Linked DNA regions of Homo sapiens: all the other regions are linked to region 3. The links are chromatin loops, found by intact Hi-C in ENCODE. Cell type or tissue: A673. All regions are shown on one strand.

What was found. Hi-C counts contacts between places; a loop is a spot of excess contacts. Peaks named below come from ENCODE experiments on the same cell type or tissue, not always from the same donor. Only the 100,000 strongest peaks of a DNase experiment are listed, where the experiment ranks them.
Region 1: a loop joins it to region 3, with 5 times the contacts of the local background. A loop is called at or near these places in 3 of 110 quality-filtered maps.
Region 2: it touches region 3 in a loop (4-fold over the local background); 2 of 110 quality-filtered maps call a loop at or near these places.
Region 4: a loop joins it to region 3, with 8 times the contacts of the local background. A loop is called at or near these places in 3 of 110 quality-filtered maps.

What each region holds. Positions count from the first base shown.
Region 1 is chr5:51,377,750-51,385,749 of GRCh38, forward strand. ISL1 (ISL LIM homeobox 1) reads left to right here and starts at 5,699. Exons shown (of 6, transcript NM_002202.3): 1 at 5,699-5,950; 2 at 6,792-6,981. The coding sequence starts at 5,923. It overlaps ISL1-DT (ISL1 divergent transcript), which reads right to left and starts at 5,583. Exons shown (of 2, transcript NR_046243.1): 1 at 5,225-5,583; 2 at 1-1,326. RefSeq lists enhancers at 7,408-7,936, 7,753-7,936. In A673, a CTCF peak has its summit at 3,039 (motif pointing right); DNase peaks (open chromatin) are centred at 3,062, 5,102, 5,622, 6,871 and 1 weaker place; H3K4me3 peaks cover 4,666 bases; H3K27ac peaks cover 2,883 bases.
Region 2 is chr5:52,652,940-52,660,939 of GRCh38, forward strand. No RefSeq gene overlaps it. Among named protein-coding and RNA genes, the nearest start is that of ITGA1, 130 kb to the right of the region's middle. In A673, a CTCF peak has its summit at 4,436 (motif pointing left); a DNase peak (open chromatin) is centred at 4,412; H3K4me3 peaks cover 700 bases; H3K27ac peaks cover 993 bases.
Region 3 is chr5:52,556,442-52,564,441 of GRCh38, forward strand. No RefSeq gene overlaps it. Among named protein-coding and RNA genes, the nearest start is that of ITGA1, 230 kb to the right of the region's middle. In A673, a CTCF peak has its summit at 4,135 (motif pointing left); a DNase peak (open chromatin) is centred at 4,130.
Region 4 is chr5:52,352,630-52,360,629 of GRCh38, forward strand. No RefSeq gene overlaps it. Among named protein-coding and RNA genes, the nearest start is that of LINC02118, 350 kb to the left of the region's middle. In A673, a CTCF peak has its summit at 3,878 (motif pointing left); a DNase peak (open chromatin) is centred at 3,872; H3K27ac peaks cover 750 bases.

The DNA.
Region 1 (8,000 bases), 1.2 Mb before region 3:
CTAGCGCCGTGTGTGCTTGAAAGCAGACAGGTGGGATTCTTGGAAAGAACATACACAACACAGCTTCTGAGCCCCAGAAGGACCTTAAGACAGGAGTTCCTGAGCCCTGAACAAGAGGCTACCTAGGGTAAAGCGATTGATCTCCGCGCGGTGCGGCTGAGAAGAGAAGGCGTTGTTGACCTTTCGGGGAGCAAGTTAATAACTCAGCCGAGTTGATGAAGTGACGTTCTTTCTGAAAGGGGTCGTCTCCTGGGCCCCTTTTCTCAGTCGGCATTTAGCAGGTAGGGAGGCAGGGCAAATTCTTCTCTCCACGTGAAGTCACAAAGAATTGATGAGTTTCAACAGCATGGATCTGAAGTCGTAGATAATTCTAAACACACCCGCGCCAGAGTTCACACTCTTGTTCATCTCTGCGGAGTTGGAGCAGACAGCGACCTTCAAAATTGTCCCTAAAATCTCTCTCGAACTGACCGGGCATTTACTGGGATTTGAGGGGTTTTTCTTCAGCTTCCAAACTACTGTTACATGCAGAATATACTGGTAGATGCCACCAATGATTGCCCACCTCTCTTTAAAAGTTGCCCCGTCCACGCACCATTCAGCTTACACTAAACTGTCCCGACATGCCTTAGCCGTCAGTTTAATTCATAAAGTAGCTGTAACTCTTGACATCACCTCCGCAGCCCACCCGAGGACTCCTTCCCAGGACACCTTATGAGGCTGTTTTCCGAGGGCTGAATTCTGAGACTTAAAGGAAGGTTACTTGAGGCATCCTGGTATATTTCCGGGCTTCCAACTCCCTCCCCTGCTTGGCTGGTAATTTTCTGCTGCTCCTCCTCCTCCCCCACTTGACCTCCTCCGAGGTACCTTCGCCTCCCCTCCCCCGCTCGTCCCCAGTAAATCTCCAGCGGGTGGGGGAAATCAATCCTTTGGCGCTAAAGCTAAACTCAGAGCTGCCCGTTGGACAGGATTGCAGTGGGGTAAATGGTGTCCGTCCTTTCAGAAAGAATGATCAACTACATGGAGGTAACTTGCTCTGGGTTTCCTGAGATCTCGGGCGGACCCGTCCGTGTTTTGCCAGATTCAGTGCAAATGTAGATTTCAGCTGAACCGGTCAGGACTTGAGAGATAGCTGTTTCACTCTCCGGACTGCAACCACTTCCGCGAGAATCTGATACATTTAATGAAAGCTTTGCCAAATGTACGGGTCAGCGCGTCCTTGGGCCACCACCACTTGGGTCAGCACACTGCACTCACTAGCGCCAACCTGGGCTCCACGCAGCAGAACTCGGTTAAAAATCGTCTGTTCCTGGTCACTTAGGAGTTCTAGGGGGCAGGGGGAAGCAAGAAAAAGGTTTCACTTGACACTGCCAGCCGCTTTTGATAAGTCATAGTAAATACTTTCAGAAGCACAATTTTAAAGGGAGAATACAAATTTCCGTCCTCGCTTGGCCGAACGCCTCCCTGCAATCAACTGCGGACCTTCGCATGCTCAGGACTGAACTGAGGTTTGTGGTTTCGCAGCTGCCCCGATGCCGGGAGCATGAAATTCTATCTCGGCTGAGAACCGAGCAACAGACCGCACAAGAACGGTGCCTTCTGGCCTGTCGTCTGCCAAGAAATACCAGGAAAGCTGGTGTCAGAAACAACTACCTGAACTCAGAAAGTAAGGCTAGGAAGCTCTGCGTGCAGAGAAAATTCTTGCTAATTCACCCAGACTGTTTTATCTGGTTAATAAAGCAATTGACACTCAACAAAACCACAATCGCAGCAGGAGTCCTAGGCATCAGAATAAGAATCACAACTAAAGGTTTGTTGTTGTTAACAACTGCCTTTATTATCATTGCTTAGTATTTTTTTAAGTAAAAGGAAAGAAAAAGAGAATCATTTCATACCCACTGGTATCTCTTCCTTTTCTCTGAAATTAGAGCACAGATTCTCCTGATTGTTCCTCAATAAGCCACCACCACCAACGGGAAGAGACGCAAATTGGTTCTAAACACCCACACCCCGTTCGCGGTGGAATATAAATGGTTAATCGTAACTCCCTTTAAACGCACATAATTTTATCTGACCCTTGGACATGATTAAAGATACTGAGGATTTATATAGCCTTATTCTACATCATTAGAGACTACACAGAAAAGATAAAAACGGGAAAGGGGATACATACGCATCTACTCAATATCCATTTTTAGAGGTAAATAAAATCTTCCTGTTTCATTTTGGCCCCCAAATTATATGATGTGGACATCAGAAAATATAAATCCTTCAGTTATACATATTTTTTCATCTGAATACCTTACTCAGTAAAACTGGCAGTGTAACTTATTCTACTCTTTCAAACCTGATTCTGATGTGAGCTAAACATATAGCATCATCTCCCTGGGAATAAATTCTCAAATTTATACCTCCATTGGAAAGCTGATCAAAGCCCCTCTTCCCTTCCCAGTCTTGGTTAGATGAGAAGGAATAAGCTGTCTTACTGTTTGTGATTTCCCAAAGAAACAACTTAAAATTCATTTATATCTGCCAGAGGTTATTGGGAGATAAATAAATGCTAAATGTGTAATTTTACCTTTCAATTGCAATTAAAACCTATTTAGATTTTTGAAATGTAGCTTGAGAGCATGATGTTTGTGCAGGAATCTGTATCTGACATTAAGTTTGATGTGGAATGTTTAAATGGTAACTAAAGCAGAGAAAGCAACAGTACACAAAAACACAAGTCTAAGAGCCCATCAGGAGGTTGGGTGTAACAGCCACATTTTGGAAGGTGTATACAAGGGCACATGGGCAGATGCCACAGACTCCAGAGGAACTTAAATTTCAGTATCCCTTTTATATTGAAAGACACTGTCAGATATATTGAGGCAGCCTGGAGGTGATGGGGACTACACTTAATAACTACTCATACTCCTCATTTTCTCAGTAAAGGAATCAAACCAGAGATTCACACTATTGCCGTTTTCAAGGATATATTTTTGACCTAACAATATACAAAGGTCAAAACGAGTCCTTTTTTGAGAGGAGAGGGTCTAATCCCCGCTTTGAACACAAGAGGTCGCTCCTGTGATCAAGTATTACGGATAAATTGCTCATCAGTTTTATGTATACAAAATTTTACAGATATATTTGATGCACTAAATCCACATACAGCAATCAGCTGAGGAAATCATAATAATCCATGATCAATTTAGAACTTCAAGGTAAAGTAAAACTACAAAGCCTGCTATTCTAACTTGGATTTTAATGCAAAATGTGTCATGATACATGCACTGAACTTCAGAGCATGTCCATCATGGTGGGGTCCCTCAAACGTCTCCTTTTAATGCTGGTATCTTCACCATGCGTCTTGCTTCTATCAGTTTAGGAACTTATTAAGAAAATACTTGTTTACAACAATGGTGCAGAATGAAAAGAGGAAAATGTTGTCTTCACCATTAAGGTGAAATTGTCTATTACTAAAGGTTTCCCCCAAGCCGCATGCAAGCTTTTCTACTTGGAAGTGCTATCATCTGCAATAATTCTTTGTAATAGCTTATTGGTTTAGGGAGTTAAAATACCACACTGTGGGTGGGAGGTGGGGGCTGGTTTGAAGGAGGATGGATAGTGAGGGTGCTTTGTGGATCTCAAATGTAAGTCATCAGGCTTCTGGTGGCTTCTGGTGTTTAATTCCATCTTATAAAAGTGGCATGATGGAATATGACTAGGTAAAACTCTATTTTCTGGCATTGTGGTGGTATCTTTTTTTTTTTTTTTTTTTACTAGGGTCAACATGTTTATCTCTATGGGAAACACACACAAATACTAGGAAGATTTGCTTCGTATTGAGATTAACAGCATCAGCTTTGCAAAAGCAGCCTGACAAAAGGCTCCATACATCTAATACCAGAGACTAGAAACAGACCAAAAAAAAAAAAAAAAAAAAACACACACCACACAACTGGTAAACTTATCAACCTAGGTCTATCCAACTTTCGCTTTCATACACGCGCTCTAAAACAACTTATAATAAAAATGGAAGGGAAGACAGATCCAATTTGAAATCCTCCTTGAGAAAAAACAAATCAAAACTAGTTCCTGGGGAAGAAAGCCTCAGCTAGGTCAGGAGGAAACTTACGCATCTTTGATTCCCTTTCCGCTTTGGAGAGGCATTACCCGTTCAAGCCCAGCCAATGCGGCCGGCCAGGATTTACAGCTCTTATCAAGGGTTAGATTTTGCGAAAGATATAAAGAAAGGAGTTTCCTAACACACCGGGTCTTCTCACAGCAACAAGACACCGAAATTAAGCCTTCTATGGTTTGTGTCTGTAGGACTTTTTAGATAAAACTGGCAGCCCCATTAGATAAGAAATGGCTTTTTAGAAGCTTTGGGGGAAGCGCGGGGGTTCTTCGTGGCCTTCCTGTGACTGTCTTTGGGAGACCGTAACAGATGATGGGAACATGTAAGAATGATTGAAGAAGGTTACCGGCGAGTTGCACCTAACAGTCTTCTCTCTCCAAGTAGTTTCTCGAGAGAAAATTATATATTAACGCCTGGGGACGTGAAATAGGTCTTTCACTGTTCTGTAATAAATCCCTCCCTACTCGCGCCCTTAGACTAATGCATTTTTAAAAAATCTCCACAAAGTCATGGAGACTTGTCCTTATAATTACCAAAATACCACAGCTAGTTGCACAAGTTTGCTTAAAAACAAAGGGCAGGAGACCAGCAGTGAGAAGAATTGAACAGTATATAAAAATCTTACAAACTTTAGACTACTGAAAGATCATTTCGCTCTTTGGCTTCGGGTTAGTGAGCTTCAATTCTAGAGTTAAACTGAGAAGCAGACCTCGCGGGTCTGAAAGACAAAAAGTCAGTCCGCGGAGTCAACTTCGGTTTACCGGTGCGTTCCAACCTGATTGTCCCAACAGCAAGAAGCGCCCCTTTCCTCCCACCCAACGTTTTTAGATATCTGAGGTTGGGGGAGACGGAGTAATGGTGTAGCAGTCAGGAAACAGTTCCTCTGGGTTTAATCATCCCATTCCCGATTCTTCTTCCCCTAGCGCGCCGAGCGCAGCCAGTTCTGGAGGAACTAGCCCTCCGGAGCAGCCAAGGCAGGCCAGGCCCCGGGGATGTGCACCACGGCGTGGGGACCAAACCAAGCTGAACGGCCTGCTCCAAGTTCCCCCCTTTTCCTAGAGCCCGGGAGGGACCTCGTCAACAGGTAGACCTACCCACCAGCCACTCGCCACCGGCGGCAGAAAGTGAGCCCCGCGCGCAACGCGGCCAGCCGGACTGCGGGGACCCCAGGAGCGCAGGGCGGAGGAGCAGCGCCACAGGAGGCGAGGGCGCAGGCGGCGCGGCCGGGAAGGAACGCGGGAGGGGACAGAAGGAAGAGGAAGAGGAGGAGAGGGAGGCCAGAGCCAGAACAGCCCGGCAGCCCGAGCTTCGGGGGAGAACGGCCTGAGCCCCGAGCAAGTTGCCTCGGGAGCCCTAATCCTCTCCCGCTGGCTCGCCGAGCGGTCAGTGGCGCTCAGCGGCGGCGAGGCTGAAATATGATAATCAGAACAGCTGCGCCGCGCGCCCTGCAGCCAATGGGCGCGGCGCTCGCCTGACGTCCCCGCGCGCTGCGTCAGACCAATGGCGATGGAGCTGAGTTGGAGCAGAGAAGTTTGAGTAAGAGATAAGGAAGAGAGGTGCCCGAGCCGCGCCGAGTCTGCCGCCGCCGCAGCGCCTCCGCTCCGCCAACTCCGCCGGCTTAAATTGGACTCCTAGATCCGCGAGGGCGCGGCGCAGCCGAGCAGCGGCTCTTTCAGCATTGGCAACCCCAGGGGCCAATATTTCCCACTTAGCCACAGCTCCAGCATCCTCTCTGTGGGCTGTTCACCAACTGTACAACCACCATTTCACTGTGGACATTACTCCCTCTTACAGATATGGGAGACATGGGAGATCCACCAAAAAGTAAGAGGCTATTTTACCTTGTGGGGCTCGGTGTGCTGTTCTTGTGCGGGGTTCTCTCTCAGGCACAGGCTGAGGTGCCAAGGGCTCTTTGGAGTTGGAGTCATTGCCTGGAGAAAGAGAAAAGGTGGCTTTTTCTTGTTGCCGCCACGCCTGCATGCTTACTGTCGGTTCTTATCTTCGGGAAACTGATTGTACCTTGTGTGTGAATTCGCCTGTGTGCCCTCCAAAGCTCTAGCTTTCTGGTGCTAAGCGGTGATTTCCTCCTGGGGAATCCTGAGCTCTCCGAGAAGGTTATTATGTTGCAAAGGTCTGCCTGCACAGTCAATGCCCAGAGATGTGAATTAGCATTAGACTTGCAAAAGAGAACGAGTGACAACTGTATTTATGCCTGCTCTTGCTAACAATATCCAGTCCTGTGTGCTATTTAAGAGCGCGCTTCACGGAAAATATAGACATCCCTGCGTTCACTTAACGCTTCTAGTCAAAACCTTTTCTTTGACTTGACTTATCCATAATCTTTCCCAATGATTATAGCAAAGAGGAAGGGGGGGGGGAGAAATACAAAATGAGCGGGTTTGATTGCGTGCTAGGCGTACAAATGTAGACTATTCCAATCTGCATTTTACATATATTCCACCTCCTTTTAAAAATGAGTCAAGGTTTTGATGGCACATTTCAATTACCATCCCAAAGTGCAATGCTCTAAAAAAAAAAAAAAAGAAAGAAAGAAAGAAAGAAAAAAACCTCCCAGAGTACGCCCTATAAGAGAACGACACTAAAAGTGTGTTTATCTCTGTAGGAAGTAAACGGTTAGTCAATCATGTATTTATTTTCATTTCAGAAAAACGTCTGATTTCCCTATGTGTTGGTTGCGGCAATCAGATTCACGATCAGTATATTCTGAGGGTTTCTCCGGATTTGGAATGGCATGCGGCATGTTTGAAATGTGCGGAGTGTAATCAGTATTTGGACGAGAGCTGTACATGCTTTGTTAGGGATGGGAAAACCTACTGTAAAAGAGATTATATCAGGTATGGCATTTACACTTCTTTCTTAATTTTGTGGGATTTCCCTGAATCTCCCCACTCTTTATGTATTATTTGGTGTGGCTTTGTCTTTTTGTGAAGTTTGCCTCAGTGTAGTCATACAAGCCAAAGTTACCCTGTACATGTGTTAAAAAAATCAAGCTATGCTGTTCATTTCATTCTTTAGTTGAGAAAAACAAAAACCCTTAACAGTGGTATTCATAATTCCGGGGTATTGAGGCTTGTTTAATTACTCTTGGAGTTTATGATGCACAAATTATTTTCCTCTTTCACCCTCCCCCTTACAAAACAAAATTTTAAAAAGATGGAGAAGTTTGGATTTTTAGCTTTAAAATAGGGTTGATTTTTGTTGTATAGTGCAGTGTTCTGTTTGTTTTAGTCCTTTTTAAAATTAGTAGCTTACAAATTCTTTGGTGGCATCAATGCAATAGGTGAAATAAAAGTTTGACCGAAGCATGTTTAGAGATGTACTTTGAAAGAGCGAGTACAGGTATTGCTCCTTTTATTTTTGGGGTAAGACCTCCTTCTGAGAAAAATTTAAAACCAACCTAAATATTCCTTGGAAAAAACACCGGAAACTTAATCTTTTTAAATATTAACCCTTTGGTGACATCTAACTGTCTCTTCTTTCTTATCTTATCTGAGCTGATGAATTAGAGCAGATCAAATTGCCCATCATCTGTCTACGAACAATTGGTATATTTAGATAATTGAACAGCTTCCTTTCTCACATTAAAATCTGGTAACTGATAAAATGAGCGAATTGTCCAAATTGACAAGACTGAAACAACATAGGAACTTTCTGAGTTTGGTTTTGTTGTTTTGGAGAGTTTTTGTTTTTTTTTTCCTCCAATTTATTCTGCAACACGTTTTGCTAATCTCAAGTTTCCTCTGACTTGTGTGTATGTATCAGAAACTTTGTTTTCTGCCTTAGAAAGCCAGTAGTCTCTAAAGAAAATTGTATTCATTTTATTAACAAACAGAAGAGACATCAGCATCATTAT
Region 2 (8,000 bases), 96 kb after region 3:
CGGCCTCAGACAGGAAACCCATCCCCTCAAATTCCACAAAAAAATGCACTCCTATAATTAACATTGAGATTATTTATTAGCGACTACAAGTGGAAACAGAGCAGAGGTGTGCAACGCTCATCACCCAGATAACTAATTTGCCCTTTAAATTGCATACCTGCCTCTTAAGGGAAATAGTTCCAAAGTTTCCTTCCTACCTCCCCTCCAAGGAAGTATCCAGTCTTACAGTTTCCCAGGTCCTCTCCTCTTCCTTTCCCTTCTTTCCAGGCATCGATTTAACAATTTTTCCCTTTGTCATATAAACCTTTGACATGATTCTTGGGATCTGCTAACATCTATTCTCACCGACCACAAGAGAACACAGTCAGTTCTCTCTTTAATTGCAGCTCTAGTGTCAGTAGAAGTAGAACTAGAAATATGGAAAAAGAGAAACAAATGGAGATTTAGAGGTAGTATGTCTTGGCAGCGACTAAGACAAGAGATAGCACAGACAGACACCCAGATTAATACTCAGGTGCCTATACTTATTATCCTAAACCTCAAGATTTGATTATTTATGTTCATATGTATTTATTGTTCTGGAAAAGAAATAAATCTATGACTTTTTCTCATAATACAAATAATAAGGTAAAACATATGAAGGGGAAACATTGAAAAAGAAAAAATATTTAGCACATTTTTTAAAAATGCATTTTATAAATGCACCTATTAATATATATGATAGAGGTGGGCTGCAGATTCATCTCAGTGCTTCCTAGCAGTAAAAGCAAAGAATGAAATAAAACCAGTGAAAACATTCGTGGTACTCATAAGAGTTCTTTTTAAACTTAGGTACAGATAGCTTTCTTGATACCAGAGATCTGAAAAGAACTTCTTCCATAAATTTTCATTAAAATCATACTATGAGATGTAACAACCCACTTCCTTAGTGATACCCCTTTAAGAACTTTAAGTAGGGTTCCTTTGTTTATTCCATGCAAGCTAATGTCACATGTGCGATACAATTGATTTAAATCAATTTTAGAAGAGGCTACATAGTGTAAGTATGCAACATTCTGATGGTGTAATACAAAGACTATAAAATACATTCAATGGCTTTTATAGCCTCAGTCAATCCTCCTTCATTATAATTTCTCAAAAGCAAGATTTTGATAGGAATTGAACAGCAAAGAATTCAAAATTGTGTTCTCTGGCTAGAACTTGCAGTGCAAACATTCTCAGCTGCTGATTAAGGGCAAATGCATATTCTTTGACAATCAGCTGAGTAGGTTTCTTGTAGTAACTAAATTGCCTAATCAAGGTTTATTGCTGAATAGATGGTCAGCACACCTCCACACAGAGGTGGGTCAATAAACCCATATTGGCAGAGCAAAGAATTTCCTCAGACCTCATCACTGGGTCTGCTCCAACACACTGACAAATATGCAATCAAGACCTAGGAGTTCTATGCTTTAGAGCATGGCCATAATAAAGCATCCATTCAAGTCTTACTTTGAGCCATGTTACTTCCCACTGTGCTCTATTCTAGTTTGCAAAAATGCACTCTATGTATAATATTGGATCTGCTGAATGGGGTTGGATGGTCTCAAGCTATTAAATCTTAGGTGACATCTGCTGAAAATAGCAATTTGGTTTTGAAACAGATTATTTTGAACCATTCTCTATAACAACAATTAGCTAACAGAATTTGTTGAAGCCATTTGTTACTAAGTACATTAAAACAGAGTGGAGAAGAATGAATAAGTTTCTGTTTTCCATAATACTGGTGCCAAGAGAGAAAAGAAGATATCATTCTTCAGTAGGCTGAACAACCTCTTGAAGAAGTGGGCGATTCATGCTTGAAATGCACAGAGGTACCAGCCTAACTCCACCAGAAACAAAATGCAGGGAAGGGTAGTGGAGGTGCAGGGCTGTAACCTGGAGGTCAGGACCTGGGTTCTGGGTGGAGTTTTACTTACACGATGTGACCTAAACCTAACACTTAACCTCTATGGATCTTTGTCTTTCCTCTATAAAATGAGGGGAGAGGAAAATCCAGACCAGATCAGTGGCTCTCAACCATTTTAAGGTAGAGAATTTCTTCAAATAAAAGCTTACTTCTTATCCTAGTGTACAACATGAGTGAAGGTAAAGGTGAGGTTGCTCTGGCTGAAACTTGGCCAGGAGTATATACCCATTTCGGCAAAGGCAGCCCCTATATGGTTTCTGAGAAAATCTTAAAATTATATAGAACTAAGTCTTGAAAATAAACTGGTCTAGGTGATCTAGAACGTGAGCTCTGACCATGACATCAGAGATTATCTAGCAAAAGATGTTTATTGTACAGATAAGAAGCTGAAGACATTAGCAAAGAATTTGAGTGGCTTTGTAAATGCCAGAACAGTAACTCAAAATGCCAGGCTCTTTATCCAGGAATCTATTCACTATACTTTAGCCAAGTACAAGAAGAAAAAAATATATTTTTGGAGGGAATAGCCTTCTACATAGTGTGTGCTGAGTTAAAGTGACTTTAATCAAATTAAATTAAAATACTTTATCATATCAAATAAGGCATTACTGAAGCATATCACCAATTTACATTTTTATACTACCAGAGAATCAGATAAGATTTCTTGACCTACTTCGATGGTGACCACTACCACTCTCTTCCCATCTAAACTGTTCCCATCCAAGCTGTTGTTTTTACCAACAGTTAAATCTGTGGCTTTGCCTTTTTCTTTTTTGTTTTTAATTACAATAATTATAGTTGAGCTAGTATTAGAGCTAAGCTGAAGATTTTGAAAGCTCTCAGAATTCTTATGATGCTGGCTGATTTAGAAGGAAAGAAGGAAGGAAGGAAGGGAGAAAAAGAGTTAAAAAGAAAGAGAAAGGAAGAAAGAAGAAAGAAAAAAGAAAGAAAGAAAGGGAAAGAAAGAAGGAAGGAAGGAAGAAAGAAGGAAGGAAGGAAGGAAGGAAGGAAGAAAGAAAGAAAGAAAGAAAGAAAGAAAGAAAGAAAGAAAGAAAGAAAAGAAAGAAAGAAAGAAGAAATGGAAAGAGAGAGAAAAGGAAAGAAGGAAGGGAGGGAGGGAGGGAGGGAAAGGAGGGAGGGAGGAAGAAAGGGAGTAAGTTGGTTGCATCAAAACAATTTAACAGAGTTTAGAAGCAATTTTTATTTTTCTAAGTTAATTCATCTTCCAACTTAGAATAATTAATGTCTATCATTTACCTTCATTAAAAAAGGGCAATGAGGAGCTATAGATAAAATATACACTATACTTCTATATACTCTTGGAATACTCCAACAAAGGTATGGTTTTATTCTCCATTCGCCATATATAACTTTTGTGTAATTTTATAAATATGAAGAAATGTATCAATGGTGTTTCTATGTTCTCAATGTGGGCAAGTGTCACTCCAGAGTTCCTTCATTTACAGATCTTCATTTTTTTACAGTGCTTTTTAAAAATGTGCATAAATGTATATCTTTATTTTAATAAAAATCATTTTCTTTAATGTTTTCTATGAGCAAACTTAATTGTAAGACATCTTACTATTTTGGTGCTATACAGGTCAATTTATACAAAAAACCTCTCACAGGAAACAAAAATTGAGATCATTTTTCATTTGAAAGAATCAGAATTTTAATTTTGAGTTTCTGTATAACTTAACTGATGTCATGTGCTAGCCAAGTGGCTCCTACATATTTCATTGTCAAATGTTTCCTTCTGAACCAAATTGGACCCTTCAAACACAAAGAAATCCACCATAGAAAAAAAAATCAATTTAAATAACACGGTGATGATGAATGTGTGAGTTCCAACTCTTCTTAGTAAGAACTGACACTCCCATGCTAATCGTACTGGAATGAAGTATGTGCAATGTACACCATCACAGGAAAACACATTTTCCCCTACTCAATAATCGTCTATACATTTCAAATGGCTTTAATCTTTTAAACAGATTTCCTCTTTCATGACTCTTTAAACTAAGATTATGTTTTCTAGCTAGCTAGCCTTCATTTCATTAAAAAATAAAATTGTTATTTAAAAAATAACCTTGCTTTTGAGGTTGTGTCACATACTACTCAAATTATGCCCAGGATTCACCAGCCAAAGTGCAAAATTTGAACTATAATTTATTTCTCTGTTTTATCCTCATAGATAGACCTGAAGGCTGAAGGAGAATCCACTATCCAAGAAGCATCAGTCCACATAGAAGGGGACCAAAATGTATTCAGAATTTTTCAGAAGACACGTGGTTAGGTGAAAAATGTATCAAGATAGGTAATCTTTAGCAGCTTGGAAACTGATGTGTGTGTATATACATACATAAAATCTTAAAACTGCTCTCCTTTCAAGTGAGAAAACTATTTCATTTGTTCTACTTGGAAGTCGCTAAAACAATACACCCAACTCCTTCCGCAGCATTTTAATAGAAAAAAACTTAACTATGAAGGTGAATACTGCCATCTTGTGGTTATTGTTAAAGTAACATGTTTTAACTGACAAATGTAATTCACAAAATCATAAGGAATATCACTGCCATTTATCGATTCTTTCCTGAGTCCCAGGCACCACATTAGGACTCTCCATATGCTATCTTATTTAATACTCAAAACAGGACAAAAAGGGATGTGCCACTTAAATCTCACAGTAAATTATGTAATTTTATAATATAAAAATAATTTAGTACATCTACAATCCCATTTTTTAACTTCACAGATAAGAATAACAGAAGTCCTCGTTGTTGAAGGGCTTATAGTCATTGACTAGTCATTTACCCTAATAGAGCTCACATCTCTTGGTTTCTACTATTGTGCTAAAATATTCCATGCCATTTTGTGTTATACTATTCTGTTATATGTGGACCTCTAATTTAAAACTATAGATGTTATTATTTTCAAGTTCTTTCTATAGAAATAAATAGTATTATTTATTTTTGGCAATTGAATATAGAGTTACAATTGCTCTCTTACTGGGGGGAGAAGGGTTTCATTTTTATTACCTAATGCTAGAACAGGCCAAAATGCTACTTTTGATTAGTCAAAGGTCACTGAAAAATATCCAGAAGAAAGAACAGATACAGCAGGTCTTCAGACTAATGACAAAGGTTCCAAAAAGAACATAGTAGGAAATTCCATGACTAGAAATATACATTATTAACAAGCTAATTTTATAAAAATAAGTAATCCAACCTCCATGCCATGGAGCTCATTTTACTGTATCATCTAATTCTAGCAAATCAGTAAGTGATGAGCGAGAGAGACAGAGAGAGAGAGAGAGATACTCATTACAGTCACATCTCCTTTAAAGAGAAAGTAACATTTTCTGGAACTGTTCCTTGTGAACATTTGTTAGATTTACTCTAAAGACTTCCCAGCAGATGCAGGAAGCAGAATAAGATATTACTTTACTGTGGGAAGTCCTCCATTTCATAGACCCCAATTATAGGTTACTGTTTTGGAGGCCTCTGCCTTAGATCATGGCAAGGAGCAAAGCCTGAATAAGGATTTCCATTTTTTAAAGCTTGCTTAAGCTTGGAAAAGATAAGATTGGTCAGATAAAGCCATTCATCATAATCATTGCTGTTTGGTTATTTCCAGCCTGTTGACAATGTGCAGATCCTATTTTGTGCAAGGAGTAGGAAACAATTGCTACCTTAGCCCTTGCCCGCGCCTTAACACACAACAGATCTACAGAAACTGAAGAGAACATGCTTCTATAAGCTGATATAAGCAGGAAGGATGGAGCTTTCTGACCTATTTTCGTATCATTATTAGGAATCCATACTTTTCACATTTAAATTAGTTTGAATAACATAAAATAAATATTTAAGTTAATAAAGGAATCAATAGGACTGTATGTTCTTACTGAAAGAAAAAGAGCAAGAATTATACGGTCACACCCTAATTCTTGCAAGCTAAGATTTGGTTTTTAAGTCAATCTAGTGTTAGAAAAGTATACCCTAATGAGCGTTTTAAAATTATTTTTAAAAATGAGTCTAAATATTGTTTAATCTTTTTATATGAAAAACACTTTGAACACCAGGGCAATTTCCAGCTGAGCAAAATATGATACCATTTTCAGATGTATGCAATACTATATACCATACTAAGATAGATTATTAGTTTGTTTTCATATTTTAAAAACAGACCAAATTTTTTTAAGTGGCCTTCATTCTTGCATATTTCAAATGCATAACTGAATGTCCAACTCTTCATACTATATACGAGATAAAAATTTTTCATCTTATAGCAAAAAAAAGTCATTTTATGACTTCTTAAATATCTTAAGTTATATCTAGAGACTAGCACTGCAAGTTAAAAGCTTGCCTTAGAAATCAGGTGTATTCTAGTACTCTTGGACAACAAGCAAAAGATCATGTGTGCTGCACAAATTAGCTGCTTCCTAGAGGGGGTGAGCAACTCAGTAACAAACTATACTAGGTATAATAGTCTTCACAGCCTGAAAGATCTCCTGAGGTCATATCTTCAACATCTGTATGCATGACTTAGCACATGAGCTATTGTTAAAATTGAGATACCAAGCTGGGATATGTACAATGACCAAATTAGCACACCACTGTTTCTTGCTATTGTTAAAATTCTACCAGGCTTTCTTCCTCACGAATTATGTTATTAACTCCTTCCACTAACGATAGCAATTGAATAAAACAGATACATAAGCAAACGGAATCAAATCCAAAAGTCCCATGTAGATTCAAGTTCTCTAAAATAATAGGATACCCATAGAAGACTCTGGAAATAGGCCTGGCACAGTGGTTTATGCCTGTAATCCCAGCAGTGTGGGAGGCCGAGGCTGGTGGATCACTTGAGGTCAAGAGTTCAAGACCAGCTTGGCCAACATGGGGAAACCCCGATTCTACTAAAAATAAAAAAATAAAAATAAAAAATAAAAATAATTTTAAAAAGCCAAGCATTGTGGCATATGCTTGTAATCCCAGCTACTTGGGAGGCTGAGGCAGGAGAATTGCTTGAACCCGGGAGGCGGAGTTTGCAATGAGCCGAGATGGCAGCACTGCACTCCAGCATGGGCAACAGAGTGAGACTCCGTCTCAAAAACAAAACAAAACAAAAAAACTTTGGAAGTAATATGCGACAGCAGTCAGGATTAGATTTATGAAGTTTCTATCCATTAAGAAGGTTATAGCTTTATATCCTCAAGAAACTTGAGGATTCTTAATCACCCTTAGGGGAGAAACAGAATGCTCCCCAATTCCTAATTCACTGTAGACTCTGAAAGAAGAATGAGATGTACAAAAGACTGTAATAGCTCTCTTAAGGGATCTTTCAAGGCCCTTCCAAGTAGAAATATAAACTCTATATGCCCAGCCCTGTAATGCTGACAGTGCTTGGGGCAGATTGGAGGCAAGGCAGGAAGTTACTTCACCGCACACATAGGACTGGAATGGCCTCAATGGAATATGGGGCCATTCACAGGATCCTCATTCAAGGAACACAAAAGTGTCCTCAGAAATATCACTCTTTCTCTTTGAAGGCCCTGAATTGCCAACATTCTAGATTCACTCATTTCACTTCAAAGCTGGAATGCTTTGACTGTCAGGAGGTCCTTACTGAAAAGCAGATTATTTTTGTGCAAGGTAAAACCCCTCTACAGTTAACACATAAGTGAAGATTAGTTGGGCCTTTGCTGAAGAGAATTTGAAGGACAAGATAGTGTCTGGATTACCTAGCAGCAGAATGAGAACAAATGGAGAAAGCCTAAGTTTTATAAAAATTCAATTTGTCTAGGATCTAGTTTTTGCAGGGGCTGATACTCTGCTTTTATTCAAAATATCTGTTACTGGTGGCTTCTCAGGGATTACAAAACTATGATTTGGGCCTCTCAAAATAAATATAAAGGCTTTAGGAAATATCTTATCTTCTCCCTAATTGACAGGAACAGGACATGTTCTGCATTTGGATAAACTGCATTCTGATATCTATCATGGAGATTTCTACTAGTCTAGTTTTCAGGAGCATCACAGCGTTGAGATAATTC
Region 3 (8,000 bases):
CTCGTCTCTACTAAAAACACAAAAGTTAGCAGGGTGTGGGGGCGGGTGCCTGTAGTCCCAGCTACTCGGGAGGTTGAGGCAGGAGAGTCATTTGAACCCAGGAGGTAGAGGTTGCATTGCGCCATTGCACTCCAGCCTGTGCAACAGAGCAAGACTCCATCTCAAAAAAAAAGACAGAAAAAAAAATACAAATACATGTGACATAGTTTAAAATGAAATATAATACAACTGTGAAAATGAATTACCCTCAGCCCATAGGCAATATCCAAAGAATCTTAGAAATATAGTCTTGAGTAAGCAAAAGAAACTGCGGTAGACAATATACAATACGATAGGATTTGAATGAGACTCAAAAATATACGCATTATATTTTTAAAGACACATACATTCCTAGTTATACTATTTTAAAGAGCAAAAGAAATATAAACACTAAATTCAACATAGTGATTAAATTTGATGGGAGGCAGTTGGTGGCAGTGAGGAAGTACATCCAGGTAGTTTCAAAAGAATTTTCATAATCTAGTTCATCAGGTGTTTGATGGAATTACAATTCAATTATAATTCTTCTTCATTTCTTATGTGTTACCTATTTTTGTTTTCATCAAACATCTCAAAATGAAAATTCAATAATTAAAACTTCAAATGCCATGGAATGTCAGTAATTATTCCTGAAGGTATTAGGAAAATAATCCATGGAATTTTAGCAGGGCTATAAAGATAAATTAATTTTCTAGGAGTACAAGAGCAAACCAAAGGCAGGAAAGGCAAGAAAGAGAGTGAACAATGGTCCAGGGATGTGAAAGAGGAGCACACCAAGAGAAGCGTGAAACCGTGTTGGGCTGGAGGAGAGGACGTGCAGGAGAAGAGGCAGAAGAAGATGCTGACAAAGGAACCCCTCACTTCTGTGGAAGGTCTTAGATGCCACAAAAGGAAGATTATCTTGTAGGTAATGGCATGATGCTGATGGCTTGTTTTAAAGCAGGTAAAGTTATGAGAGAATAATTTTTCGGATAACAATGGTGACAGACTATGGAAAAGAATTAGTGGGAAAAGACAGTGTCAGTGACAGCAATTAAAAGAGTCATGTGATAATCGAGGTGATATAAGATGAAGGTTTGAATAATGATTTTAGCAGTAGAGAAGGAGAGGGAAAAAGACAGGTGTAAAGACCTTAAAAGGATAGATTTGGCAATTCAACAGATGTAGGCTGTTAGGGAGAATTAAGAGCCACATACAACCATAAGTTTTTTAAATATTTGATAGGTTAGTGGATGATGAAAAAAAGAAGAATATAGCTTGGCAGGGAAGATAATAAATTCAGCTTGGGACTTGCTGGGGTTGAGAAGTTTTGGGAGACCCATGTGATGTTGGTAGATGCTTGAAAATACAATAGCAAGTTGATACAGAAATTTAAATTTGTGCACTTTAATTAGTAGTCATGACCAAGGAATAATATGATATCCTTTACATAGAAAGTAGAGATTAAGATGTGAAGAATACCAAGGATGGATGAAACTCTGGAAAACAGAAAGAGACAGAAAGTGAGAAACAGAAAACAAAGGTGAAGAGCATTAGACTATAGAGCCAGAATGCCAAGATTTGTAATATTCCCTCTACCATCCTTAGGCAGCCTCCTAACTCCTCTTGGCTTTAGGTTTCCCAGCTGCAAAATGAAAATAAGAACAATATTTACTTCACAGGATTATCGTGTGGGTTGTATTAGTCAATATGTGTAAAATGTTTCATATGTATTTTTTTACCCGTTCAACAATTTATTAAGCATGTACTATAGCCCAGGCTACTAGGCCTGATTGTGTGGACTGCAATTATCTATTGTCTTAAGGGTACTTGTACATATGTTGTGACTGGAAAATACTGAAAGTCCAGCTTGCTGCCACCACAACCCTCCCCAAACCACCCAATATTTCTCCCATCTATTGATTTATATCAGAATGCCCCTTAACTGATGACAAAACTTCCAATCCACAATACTAGATGTCTTAAAATGCAAAGTATTGGAAAAGTAACATAGTAACTTAAAATTACATTAAAGAGTATAGGGCTACACTTTGATCTTTTCCTGAGAACATAGGTTGAAAGCTGTAAGAAAAAAAGTGAGAAAAATGAGAAGGCATTGAGCACTTCAAGTGGAGTAAAAACCCAGGCCAGAATAGAAAGATAAGGCTGGGGAACTCTCAACTCCACTATTTGCATTGAATTAGTTCTTTTTCACCTAAAAGTTATGCAGATCAATATTTTTCCCTCACAACAAGAAATCACTCTACTATTAAACCTCAGTTTCCTCCTGGGTGGATTAAGTGATATAATACACATAACATACTTAGCATTGTGCCTGTCACATAATACATGCTCAATAAATGTTGTCTATAAATATGGATTCATTGGGCTGTGCAAACACACCTGCTAGCTCATGGTAATCCTATCCCATTATCTCCCGTTAACGTAACACATGCTTGTCAAGAAACATTCTGCAGGATGACTTATGAAAGTGCGTTTCTGTGCTCAGATAAGAAAAGATGATAGTTATAAAGTAATAATAATAATAAAGAGTACTTACAGTGTGCTACATACCATGCTATCATTTTACATGCAATACTTAGTGCATGAAGTTGTCTATGAATTGCTTTTTCCATTACCAAGTAAAAAGCTTAGGATGTAGTTACTTATGAAAGATAAGATGGTTCCAGAAGTTGTAAATGTACCAAATAAAAAATTAAATCAAAATAGAGAAAGTTAATGTGTGAGAAATTTGGCATTTCATTACTATTATTGTATTAGTTTGTTTTCAAACTGCTGATAAAGACATACCTGAGACCAGGTAGAAAAAGAAGTTTAATTGGACTTACAGTTCCACGTGGCTGGGGAGGCCTCAGAATCATGGCAGGAGGTGAAAGGCACTTCTGACCTGGCAGCGGCAAGAGAAAATGAGGAAGAAGCAAAAGCAGAAAACCCTGATAAACCCATCAGATCTTGTGAGACTTATTCACTATCACAAGAATAGCACGGGAAAGACCAGCCCCCAGGATTCCATTACCTTCTGCTGGGTACTTCCCACAACACGTGGGAATTCTGGGAGATACAATTCAAGCTGAGATTTGGGTGGGGACACAGCCAAACCATATCAATTATCAAAGGATGACATTGTCATGAAGAAAGTCTACTTCAGCACAATATGCTCTCTTTTCCCTATTTATTTTCCTTCATTCCTCTTGAAAGTACTAGCCAATGACTATAAATTCATGTTGTTTTTCAGCAACTTAAAGATAGTTGACATTTCAGACATTTTGCAACCCTCATTCTCCTACTTCTCATTAGTTTCAATTCCAAGATTTGAAAGCCATCTAATTGCATGCTCAATATTTTTAAGATTATTTTATTAAAAAAATGAAAGGACAACTTTTCACATAGCTAAAGCATAAAAAGTTGAAGCCTGAAAAACTGTATGTAAGAAAGGAAGAAATTTTTGAAGCCCAATCTTCTGATGCTTCTTTTAATGTGAGTTCAGGGTTCAATGTTTCTTTAAGGAGAAACTCAACAAAATAAAGATAAACAGAAACATATTTCAAGTTAACCATCATTAGAGCAGTAACTTATGCACCTAAAGTTTGACTGAAATCACATTTGATTTCTCAGTCAAAAGGTTTCCTCATTTTTTGATGCCAAAATTTTGTTTAAAATTACAATTATTCTTTAAAAATCAGCAATAATTTTATAACAGAAATACAGTGTTGATGCTTTATGTACAATTAGATAAACATTTTTTCAGTGACTATGTAGTGATAAGAACATAGAATAAATGAAGGCTAAAACAATTTGATTCCAGTTTTAATTGCATTTGATAAGAGTGAGACAAAGAAAACCATGACAATTGGCAGAATTTTCTTCTTTTGATAAATTACCTGCTTCAGGTAAGATTATGTTTTGTTTTTATGTTCTTCTAAATATTTTTCACAATAAATTGGTTTTGTTATTTATTTTCAATTTGTATTTTGAGTAGAGGAAAGGGATATTTGATTTTAAAATAAGAATGAGTCATGCAAAAATAACCACTGACCAGAAGGCATCTGCACATGGCAGAAGATTATATAAAATAGACTTTTGCTGCCCTCTTTTGGAATAAATAAGTGAACAATACCACTTTTGATTCCAGGCATTCTACTATTGTCTGTATCTTACCACTACCACGTTGCTTAGAAAACAAAGGGATAGCACTCAATTATCAAATGCCCTGTTACTAAAAAAAAAAAGGATATTTATTTTAATTTAATGGATGCAAAAATTAAAATGTTATTTAGCAAAATATTATTTAACAGCATACTAAATGAAAGTATAATTCATCTCAATATACAAATCCAGCTTAGATGATAACCCCACAAGCTAAAACAGTAATCTTATAATCAATATTTTAGGTTTTATGTAGCCTTATAAATTGTCATAATTACATAAGTACAAATTTGAAGTATAAAAATAATGATTGATTTAATTACAAAAAATTAGGAAAGCTTTTAACCTACTATAATTAGGAAGAATATGAGTTTACATAGATGAATGTTTTAATGATGGCAAATAGTTATAATTTTTAACATTCATATGGTTAGCAAGTGTTTTGATATAGGCATCTAACTATCATAGAATAACAGTCAGTTGGATTGTAAAAGTGATACCTAAAAAGGAATGAAGATTACTGATTATAAGATTTCATAAATTATATAGCTCTTTTATTGATTTAATCTATTTACATAAAATTATAGATGAAAATATACTAATCTCTGCTAACATATGAAATTTTGGTCCTAGCTCTTAATGTGCTTTATTGAAGGCAAGATTTTTGGAAATTTCTGAGTATATTTTAATTTTTATTATGTTTATACCCATTTTAACAATAATGTTTAAACTTGCACATTACTATCATCCAAATGTAGTACTCTAATATTGAATGAGGCTATAGAGTCTTTAAAGAGTAGATAAATTCAAACAAAGCTTAGTTGATCCTACCGTTGATCACCCTTTCCTTCCCTGACCAGAAAAACTAACACCAACAAAAATGCATGACCTAACATATTAAACTTCAGTCATAACAACTATAAATTATATCTGGCGCCAAACAGAACAAAATAAGATCAATAAAATTAAATATATGTATACGCTTTTGCTGAGATGGACAAAAAACAACCAAATACAGTGTATATTAAAAGTCATAAGAATGTTGAAACCTGATTATATTTCTCAACAGTACAAGCCCTTTTAGAAGGATGTACCTTGCAAATCTGATGAAATTAATAACTACACATTGTAATTTTAGTCGGAAATAGCCCAGGGTTTCAGAATACTAGGAAATACCAACAACAATCGGAACTCAAAGCAGCAACAAACAAAGCAGTTAAGTGGACTTCAGGCAAGACAAACATGTGGCCAAAATCCTCATAATTAAAAAGTAACCATTTTTTGCTTGAGAAAAACTTAGTTTTTGATCATATTAAGAAATGGAGTTTAAGAAAATCTTATCCACAGAATTAAACTCTTCCACAGTAGGGGACAAATTACCGACTGCAGTTTTGTGTATGAACAAAAGCCTTGCTGTAATTTTTCCATATAAACAGAAAATTCCAAAAATCTTGCCCTCAATAAAACATGCTAAGAGCTAGGACCAAAAATTCCATATGCTAGCAGAGACTAGCATATTTTTATATATAACTTTATGTGAGTAAATTAAATCAATAAAAGATTTATATAATTTATGAAATCTTATGATCAGTAATCTTTATTCCCTTTTAGGTGATATTTTGCAAGCCAACTTACTATTATTCTACTACACTTAGATGCCTACATCAAAACACTAGTTAACCAAATAAATATTAGTAATTATAAATATTTGCCACCATTAAAACCTTCATCTATTTAAAAACTCATAAATATATTTCAATTCCGTTATTGTTATTTTTCAAAAGTAATGTAATACTTCAACGCAGCTGTCAAACAAAAATTATCAACTGATTGGCAAAGGTTATATTATTAAAAGTAAATAAAATTTCTGGATAAACTAGAAATTGGGCTGGAAGGCCATCAGGGCAATGAGGTATAAATAAAGCTGTGTGATCTCGTTGTAGGAGTCAAAATACCCAGGTGCAAGGAACCATATTGGATGTTGTAGAATAAGCCTAGATCTATAGATAACTAATTTGTTTGATTTGGGGTAAGAAATTAAATAGACTTTGTCTAGACAGAATGACCTCACTGCATACATTTGCTGCCACAGAAACCAGAATCTAATGAAAATTTCAAATTACTTTATTAGATAAAAGTCTTTAGCTAAGCATATATGTTGTTTTCTATAAGGCTCTAGCAATTCCACTGTGGCAGTAGTAAATTTCACTCTGCATTAAAAACAGTGGAAAAGTCCTGTGAAGTGAATTAACAAATTGTACAGAATTCACAACACTCTTATTTATTACTTTTTTGTTGTTGATTTCTATTTAAATTTACTGCTATAATAAATAATGATGCAGTGCTTGTAGGATTCTCCAGACTACATTTGCTGATTTCAGGATATGTTGTACAATGTTTAAACAAATAATGGCAAAAATGAGAACATAAAGAAAATCCGAATTTGTTTTTATTATCTATTTCTAATATGATTGTGTGTGGTTGTGCGTTGCTTTGTTTTAAATTTAATCTAGTCATTTCTGCTGTCCATTTGATTATACTTTGCTATGTTGGGGGAGTGGAATATCTAAATGAAGAAAGATATACAGAAAGATATGAATGACACTTTAGAGTTAGTTAGGATTGAAACTCCTCCTTGATGGGTAGAAAGTGTCAGTAACATAATTGTCAAGAGAAATTAGCAATTCCAGAGGAGCTAGGCTGACAGCAAAACTAAACTTTATATTTGTGCCATTCATATTATCTTTGCATATAACCAGCATGTTCTGATTCACATAGCAACGGAAAGATCACATTCTGAAAACTCAATCTAAAGTGGTGAAAGAGATTGGAGTACTTTAAAATACAAATAAACGCATCAATGGGCAAATGGCCATGGTGAAAAATTTAAGGAAGAAACAATGATTACTGTGGCTATTGGAGCTCTGAAAAAGATATACTGGTTTAAGTAAATGTGTTGTGATTTTACAAGTTGTATATGTTAGCAGGTATAATTTCTATGAAGTAATTCCAGATTCTTAGTGACAGTAAAGCAATTTTTACTGCTTCATACTTTGTAAACTAAAGACAAAACATGAAATATAGCAGAAGAGACATAAGTATATAGAAGATCCCTTAATTAAAAAAAAAAAAATTCCTGCTGATCCTGCTACTTCCAGCAGAGCTGAAAAGTCCACAGGCGATCAACATTTCAGCATTCCTTAATGCTATAGCTACTTGGTGGAGTTTTTTTTTTTTTTTCCCTAGTTATTGGCTGCTGCCTGCAATCAATTTCTATTGCCATTGGCAAGTGAAACCCACAACACCCTTCTCTCAAGGCTTGGCATAAAAACACAACTGTGACTTGGCTCAGAGTGACCTGCAGTTTCTATTCTTTGCTAGACTACTGGTGTGGAGGGAAAAATGCACAGGCACAGAGCACCAGAGGCAGGCTAGGGATGCGGTGAGACAAGGATGTCACTTACCGTTTCTTGTGCATGGTGCCAGAGAAAATATCAGGATGCAAAGGGAACTATGTAAAGGGCAGAAACAGGATTTAATATTACAAACCCCAAATCCCTCGCCCAAAACATACAAGAAGCTGCCAAAATTTAGCTCCTTTTCTATGAGAACTTGGGTTTCCCATCTTGGGACATCACATTGGTTATAGGGGTTCATGGTGGAAGGCAGGGTTTTGATGGGAAGAATTAATGTTTTAAAAGACAGGTTATAATACATGGAGTACAGTGGCTGTAGAAAAGAAGTAAAGAAGTAAAAGCAGATCATGGAGTCCACCATCTGAAGCCATTAAAGCAGCAGCCCTCCTGGTCCTAGCA
Region 4 (8,000 bases), 200 kb before region 3:
TGGTATTGGGGTTTTCTAGATCTCTGAAAACAAGCATGGTGACATGTATGTGTGTGTATAAGTGAGTGTTTTTGTCAGAGCAATTTGAAGAGGCCTGGGTGTAGAGCTGGGTGTAATGTGGGCCAAAGGCAAAGTTTATTTAGTTTTTTTTTTATCAAAGCAACAATAGAAAATCATTTTAATTCAAACATTCATTATCAAAACCACCTGATCTCTTCTGAGGTTTTGCTACGTTGATATTTTCTAAGTTATCAGGCTCATCATCTAAATATCCATTTGTTAAAGGAGATTTTTATCTCTTTACCCAACCTCTGTAACAGAATTTGACACTCTTTAAATTCATATGCTATGTAGGTTGGTATTCCATTGAAAAGCCATTTAGCTCTACAACGTAATGAAACAGGAATACTATCTCATGCAGATAATTATAATAATAATTTCTACTCCTTTAAGAAAAATAAGTGTTCAAACACCACAGTAAGGTACTTACCACATACAATCTTGTGGTCCAGGTTACATTTTGGCCTTGTCTTCCTAAACACAATGGGCAAGTTTCACAGCCTTTCTGCATCCAGGACCTCTGTCTTACCTTGGCTAATTCACTATCACAATTTCAGATATCTCTCTGTAGAGAAAAATGCAAACCAATCCAAGGTGCTGTGTCATGAATTTTATAGCAACAATAAACAATTCTTACAAATAAATATCACAAGTGAATTTGGATAATGAAAATGCATTTGAAATAATTGATTTGAGCACTTGTACAGCTCAATTCTGACATTCCCAATCTTATCTTCATTTTGTTTTTAAGGAGATTTCCATTCCTTGACATGTTTATTATTTTGAAACTAAGCCAGTGTTTTCAAAGCATTTTCATGCCAAGGATTCTAAACTAAGCAAATAAATATTATGCTACTTGAAACATTCTTAGCTTTACTTAGAAAACTAGCATACTGACATGTAAGCAATTGTTCACACACTGAATCTCTCATTAAAAACCTGCCATGTTAGTTAATAAATTTAAAACAACACTTTCAAGTCTGTCAATAGAATGAACAATCTCAATTTGTGAATCTCCAACCTTCACAAGGTGAAGGTTTTCACTACCGTCTACATGATCTCATATGCAGATTGACCTTCGGTTGCCAAATTTTGAGAACTGGGGTTCGATTTTATTAAGAGTTTAGCTAGGAGTAATGTTCAAAATACTTAACCAAAATATAGTAGAGGCACAAACCATCTTAGAGGACATTGACTGCAGGATTGGAATCTGCTTCTGGCCCCCAGTTATATCAGACATCATCTCTTCATCTGCTAGATTTTGAGAGGTATAGGGGTAGTCAGGACAAGATCATTTAGAGGTATAAGTTAGCAGTTATTTATCAGCTGACATGAAAATATTACAATACTTGCACTGTCAGTGAACTGGGATGCACTAACTAAATATCAAATCAAATTGCATTTGTTCTCTTGTGTCTTCATGGATTAACTAGCATTAATTATAAAACTCAGTCCCTTCAAAGGACTGTGAAGGGAAATCAACAACAACCAGCATATTGTACTTTTACTGAAGATTTGTAACTCACAAGGAGGGATAGCATATCTTAGCACATAATACTTTATTTAAAAAATATTCATAGGACTCTTCCCAGGGGCTCTCCAATCTGCTTCCGGTGAACAAATCTTTCCTAATTCTCACTGCTATGTTCCACTTGACTTCAAAGGTAGCAGAAGGAATTCTCTTTTTTTCTGAATATTCTCCTTCCTTAGCACTATTGGCATGTTAGATTGGCAATACTTTGTTAAGGAGGAAAGGAAAGGATTTAGCAGAATCCCTGGCCTTGTCCTACTAGTTCCTAGTAGTAACCTCTCCTGCCATCCCAAGCTGTGACAACTAAAACTATCTTCAGACATTGCCAAATACTCCCTGTAGGGCAAAAACTGTTGTTCTTATAGAAAGAAACTTCTCTAAACCTATTACTTATTTTTTAGTTAGACCAATTTAAAAGCTCTATTCAAGTGTCTTTAAACTTTCACGCAAATATCCTGGACTAGCTCAGAAAACAAAGGACACACGGTCCTAAAAAGGTAGTGAAGGGATTCTATTTTGCCATTATTTTTGGTCAAAGGGTTTCCTTATAACTACACAAAAACCTTGAATCTGATAGGTGTTCAATAACACTATTAATTCATAATTACAGGTAGCTTATGTTTCATGTATTCACAAGGTTGAAAAGGCTTTCAAAGGTTGAACACAACATATTGTGGTGTATATATAGTGTTTGTCCTGACAAGGTCTAAGTTATAATCAATCTTATACTTCATACTTTACTCTAGAATATTTATTCTTGGTTTGTAAACTCCTCAGGAATGAGAGAAGTTAGGTGATAAGCATGCCATTTGAGGGCTGCTCTTAGCCTATCTGCTTAATTTGGATATTCTTACTTCCTTGTTTAATAACCTTTTTACCGTTATTGATCTGTTACATATATGTCATATGTAAGTGCCATTAATTGTATATATTTTCCAGCTAAGTTTGGATCACTATAAGAAATTTGTCTTAAACCATGGTTGTACTTTTGTATAGTAAATTATCTTTGCGTTGCATTATGATTTGCTTCAGTAATTTTAGCCAAATCAGGTTTACTTTCCAAAAAAAAAAAAAAAAAAAAAAAAAAACCATCCAGTGGGACACTTATAAAGTGGGTAAAATTTGGGTTTGGTTTCCTGGGCCTCTAACAAACAATCACCGAAATTAGAATGTATAGAGATTACATGATTTGTGTATGATTCCATGATTAACTGAGCTATCAGAAAAATTGTTTTAACAATTATCCACAGACTTTGCCTTTATAAAGTACCTCAATGTCTTTTACCTCCTGTAAGTTTTATAAATTTGATTATATTTCACAGTAAGTAAATCTATGAAAGTTTGAGATGTATATCAGGCTTTAATACTCACAAGTATTTCAATATTATATATTGAAATGGTAAATAGAAATCTAGTTTCTGGAAAAAGCACAGAAATAAAAATTATGAAATTTCTAGCCAAAATCATGTATTAATTTTAATAGTTCATTAACATATGGCAAAAATGTTTGATACCAGAAAAAACATAATTTCACTAATAAAATACCAGCTACTTAAAATTATATGTAAAACTGCTGCTTTCAATTTTCATGGCAATGTCAGGATAAAAATCAACCTGAAAACCATACCAAAAACTACTCTGGAATGGTTTACTATTTCATACTTTTTTTTTCTCTACATAAATATGGATGTATTTTCAGCCATTAATTTTTGTGAAACTGGGCCTATCCAATAAAAACTCTCTAGAACTATTCCTTGACACAATTATATCTCTTACCACAAACTCAATTAAACATGTATAATTTTGATAAGATTCTTTTTCCCCAGGTTACTACATAGAATAGAATTGAAAGCACTTATATTAATTCTATAGACGCATCACCAGTTATATCGCTTCTTCTGGTATGTTTTTACCTCTTGATTTTTCTTTTCTCTTGGCAAAACTAAAAGATAAATGTGTTTAATTCAAACCAAACCCTTTTTAATGTATATTCTTCCCCTATGGAAAATTCTAATTGGGAAGATATAGTGGAAATAACACTAATGAGAAGTGTTTATAAAATCTAAATACAAAAAATGCTGATGACAATACAGCCAAATATTCCACAAGGAACAAAAGCTGATTTTGATAAACAAGCACAAAGAAACGTATTATAACAAATGTGAGTTTAATTTCATAATTTCTTTCAGATTTGCCTTTGCTTTTGGCTAGCTATATCGCCCATTAAAGATTATTTTTGTCTTTTAACTGCTGCTTTATTTTACACAAACTAGGGAAATATCGTCCCCTACTGTCCAATTCTGATAAGGTGTTTATAAGGAAACTTTTTGTTTCAATCTATCAAATTGTGGCTGTACCTGAGAACTCTTTGTAGATGATGGATCACAAAGACTGAAGTTCTTTCCTGTAATATTCATCACAGTCATTAAACTATTTTCAATTGCTTCAGTTGAATTATTTTCTAAAAGAGCTAATTGCTGACATATTTGAATAAACTATAAAACTTAGAAAGAATGTATGTTATTTTACCAATCCTTCTTAGTGTGAAGGAATACTACATTTATTCAGTAAAAAAAAGTGCATTCCTCCATTTAAAATGTAAATAACTATTTTATGTTCCCATCCATGACTACTTTACAAAATTATATGCTTTAAAAACTATGTTTTCTCTTAACAAAGCTTGTCACTCAATTATTATTTTGTCATGCATTAGAGAACAATATTTTATTTAGAATTAGAAATGTATAATTTATTTATAAAATAAGAAACTCATTCATTCCAGGTGACTGCAATTGACACATTTTTTAAAAAGAAGAGAATTTTCAAAAATATGCACCTATATGTTTAAAATACATTTATCTTCATTTCAATCCTTATTTGGATGTGATAATTATGCACTTTGGGCGGTAGACTTATAGCTATCCATATGGATTTTATACTTGTAACCTAAAGATAAATATATAAGGCAATTATATCTGTTTAAATTTAGATTAAATTCAAAAATTAACAAAGAAATACCACCTACTAATGGTTAAGGGGTTTGACCTGTTCCACTTACTTAATTACTACATTTCTTTGTCACCAGACTTTGTTACACTCAGCTGCAAGAAAGAGAACACATTTTGAACTGATTTATTTTTAAGCAAAATACCTTTAAAAATCAAGGATAATGTGTTATTTACTTCAGCTTTCGATCAACCTAAAGGGCAATAAATCCCTATTACTTTACCTCAAAATTGACAATTGACATCTCAGTCATTATCAAAACTCTGAAGATATATGGCTACAAGTAGCAGTGACAAAAAACCAAGATCCAATGTTGTGAGTGTCAGTTTATAATGTCTTTTGTTCCCACAGGTAGAATATTAAGGATTCAATTGAGAGCACTGTGGAAATCTAGACTAATAGTGTTGTTGCATGAAAAAAAGAAAGCAATCTCTATAAGAAGAGAGATAATAGTTAAATGGGTGAAATAATTGATAGATGCACCAACGCAAACCTCACCGAGTGGTTACCTATCTAATTTTCCCTGTTGTTATATGTTCCACAAAGATCAATGTAGATGTGGCCTGGGGAATCTGTCACTAATACTATGGGGCTCGAATCCAGGACAGTGTTGGATGATGTGCTTAGCCCCTTAAGAACAATATTCCAAACATCAATCCTGTTCTCCATGCTGCCACCTCTCTGTTTGGGGCTAAGCCATTGTTTATTCTCTGCTGAATGTAACATCTGTATGTTGAAAAAACAATTCATCAGTTTTAGAGCATATATTACAGTACTTCAGAGCATGTGCTTTAAAAAAAATGCGTAGAAGGATGTTCATGGGAGCGTTACAGTTAATGAACAAACTGAAATAGCCTGCGGTTCATCCAAAGGGGAATAGGGGAACTGGTTAGATAAATCCTGGAAAACACATGAAATGAATTACATAGGCAATTCCTAATGGGAGGTTCTGATTTTGCATGAATTATTTGTTTAGTATGTAATTTTCAATTAAAAAATCAGATTTGAGAATATAGTTAGAATAATATTGAGTTCACTATGTTTATATTTGTGAATATGTTTTTCTATCCACACATAAAAGAAAATGTCATTGAAACATTGAAAGTCTTTTTTTTTTCTTTTTTCTTGTTTTGTTTTATTTTGTTTTGTTTTATTTTGTTTTGTTTTGTTTTGTTGAAGACAGAGTCTCACTCTGTCACCCAGGCTGGAATGCAGTGGCACAATCTCAGCTCGCTGCAACCTTTGCCTCCCAGGTTCAAGCAATTCCCGTGCCTCAGCCTCTCAAGTAGCTGGGATTACAGGCACATGCCACCATGCCCGGGTGATTTTTTGTATTTTAGTAGAGATGGGGTTTCACCACATTGCCCAGGATGGTCTCGAACTCCTGAGCTCTGGCAATCCACCTGCCTCGGCCTCCCAAAGTGCTGGGATTACAGGTGTGAGCCACTGCGCCCAGCTTTTTGTTGTTGTTGTTCTTTAACATCTTGCTACCCTGCTTATCCTATCATGAGTAACGGTAAGAAAAACAATCAACACAAGAAGCAAAAACAAAACAACATTGAACAAAAGACTATATTAGAATTCAAGCAACTCAAGAATGCTCTCTCTCTAATTTTAGGGTATAATTTGATGTTTATGTGCTTACACATTTTATAATAATTCTGAAGTCTTACCCAAATTCTACATTACACTTTATTTTAAAAACTGTAGATAGACTTTTTCCAGCTTTACTGAGGTATGATTAACAAATAAAAATTATGCATATTTAAAGTGTACAATGTGATGATTTAATATACATCTGCATTGTCAAATGATTACCAAAATCAAGCTAATTAGTATATACATCACCTTATGTAGTTACCTTTTGTGTGTATGTGAGTGATAAAAACACAATCTACTGTCTTAGCAAATCGCAAGTATACAATGCATTATTATTAGTTATAGTCACCATACTGTAAATTATATTTCCAGAATTTATTCATCTTATTACTTAAAGTTTGTACCTTTTGATCAACAACTCCCCATTTCCAAAATCCTGACTGTTGAATTACAGTCAATTTCCAAAATATAAGAAAAAATTTAGACCAAGATTCTTGGAAAAGCATCTTACTTTAGTATTAGCAAAGGCTTAATAATACATCTTTCAACACAGACTCCTCTTTCCCTCAGAGCCAGTTTATTCTCAGAATGAGTCAAGTCAGAGAAATGAGTGTATACAATGGAGAATTTTGAGGCTTAGCCTGCCACTTTGTTATTTAAAGTAAGCTAAATTCCAATAAATTATTGTCAAGTTCAAAAAGAACTGTATTTACTCCTTTGTGACCCTTAGTCAAACTGTGTATAATGCTGTTTCCTGTACAAGAACCACCTGCACAGATAAGTCTTGATATATGTTCATGATCTTTTGGCAAAATATAATTCAACTTGATTTTCAAAGCCCTGTTATATTTTCCTCATCTTATAGATAGGGACTATGTTTGCAACACTGTTCAAACTAAAGGCCTAAACAAGATTATAGCAAGAGACATATTCTCTGTTTGTGAAAGGTATATTTACATCTAGTCAACTATATATATTTTAACAAATGTAATTATCTTTCTCATAAAAGTAAAGGCTATAAATAGATACAATAACACTAAATCAATATTTATTATCAAATGATCATCTTTACAGCCAGTTTGTTTTACACAAATATATTATTCTTTGGCCACAGACTTTGGCCCAAGTAAAATATTTTACCTTTGTAGGCCTTTTATTACCTAAGCGCCCAAGAGAGTGTTAATATTTTATCAAAGCTTATTATCATAACTTTTAAAAAGAACAGAAATTCTTCTGTATCATTCTCTGCATAGTTCTCTATGATATATATGAGGCTTCCAACCTCTTCAACCTCATCTAGTGTGTCCATCTCTTCAACATATCATCAAACAATCCTTTGAGGCTTCGTGTTAACACCCGCCGTTCCCTCTGTTCAGTGTCCTTGCCAAGCTCTTCACTTAGCTGGCCTCTACTATTCTTTCAAATAAAGGATATTCCTTCCCTGAGGCTGACCCATGCCAAGTAAACTCTTGCCACCTGCGAGTACTTTCTTTCAAAACTCTATTACCACAACACCCTGTTTGCTTTGTATCACTCTCCAAAATCTTTAATTTGCTCATTTATCATATTATTTTCTTATTTATTACGTGTCTCCTTCACTTGAATGGAAGCTCTCCATTGTATGTCTGGATTCTATCATGATGTCTGGCAATCAGTGGCTACTCAATAAATGAAAGAAACAAATTGCACACTGTATTTAACAGAGAGAAACAGAAAATGGACATATAAGACAATTACATCTAGTAATTCCCTTGAGTACTTTTTGTAACCAAAGGAGTCTGGAAGGGCAGTGTGGGGGCAGCGA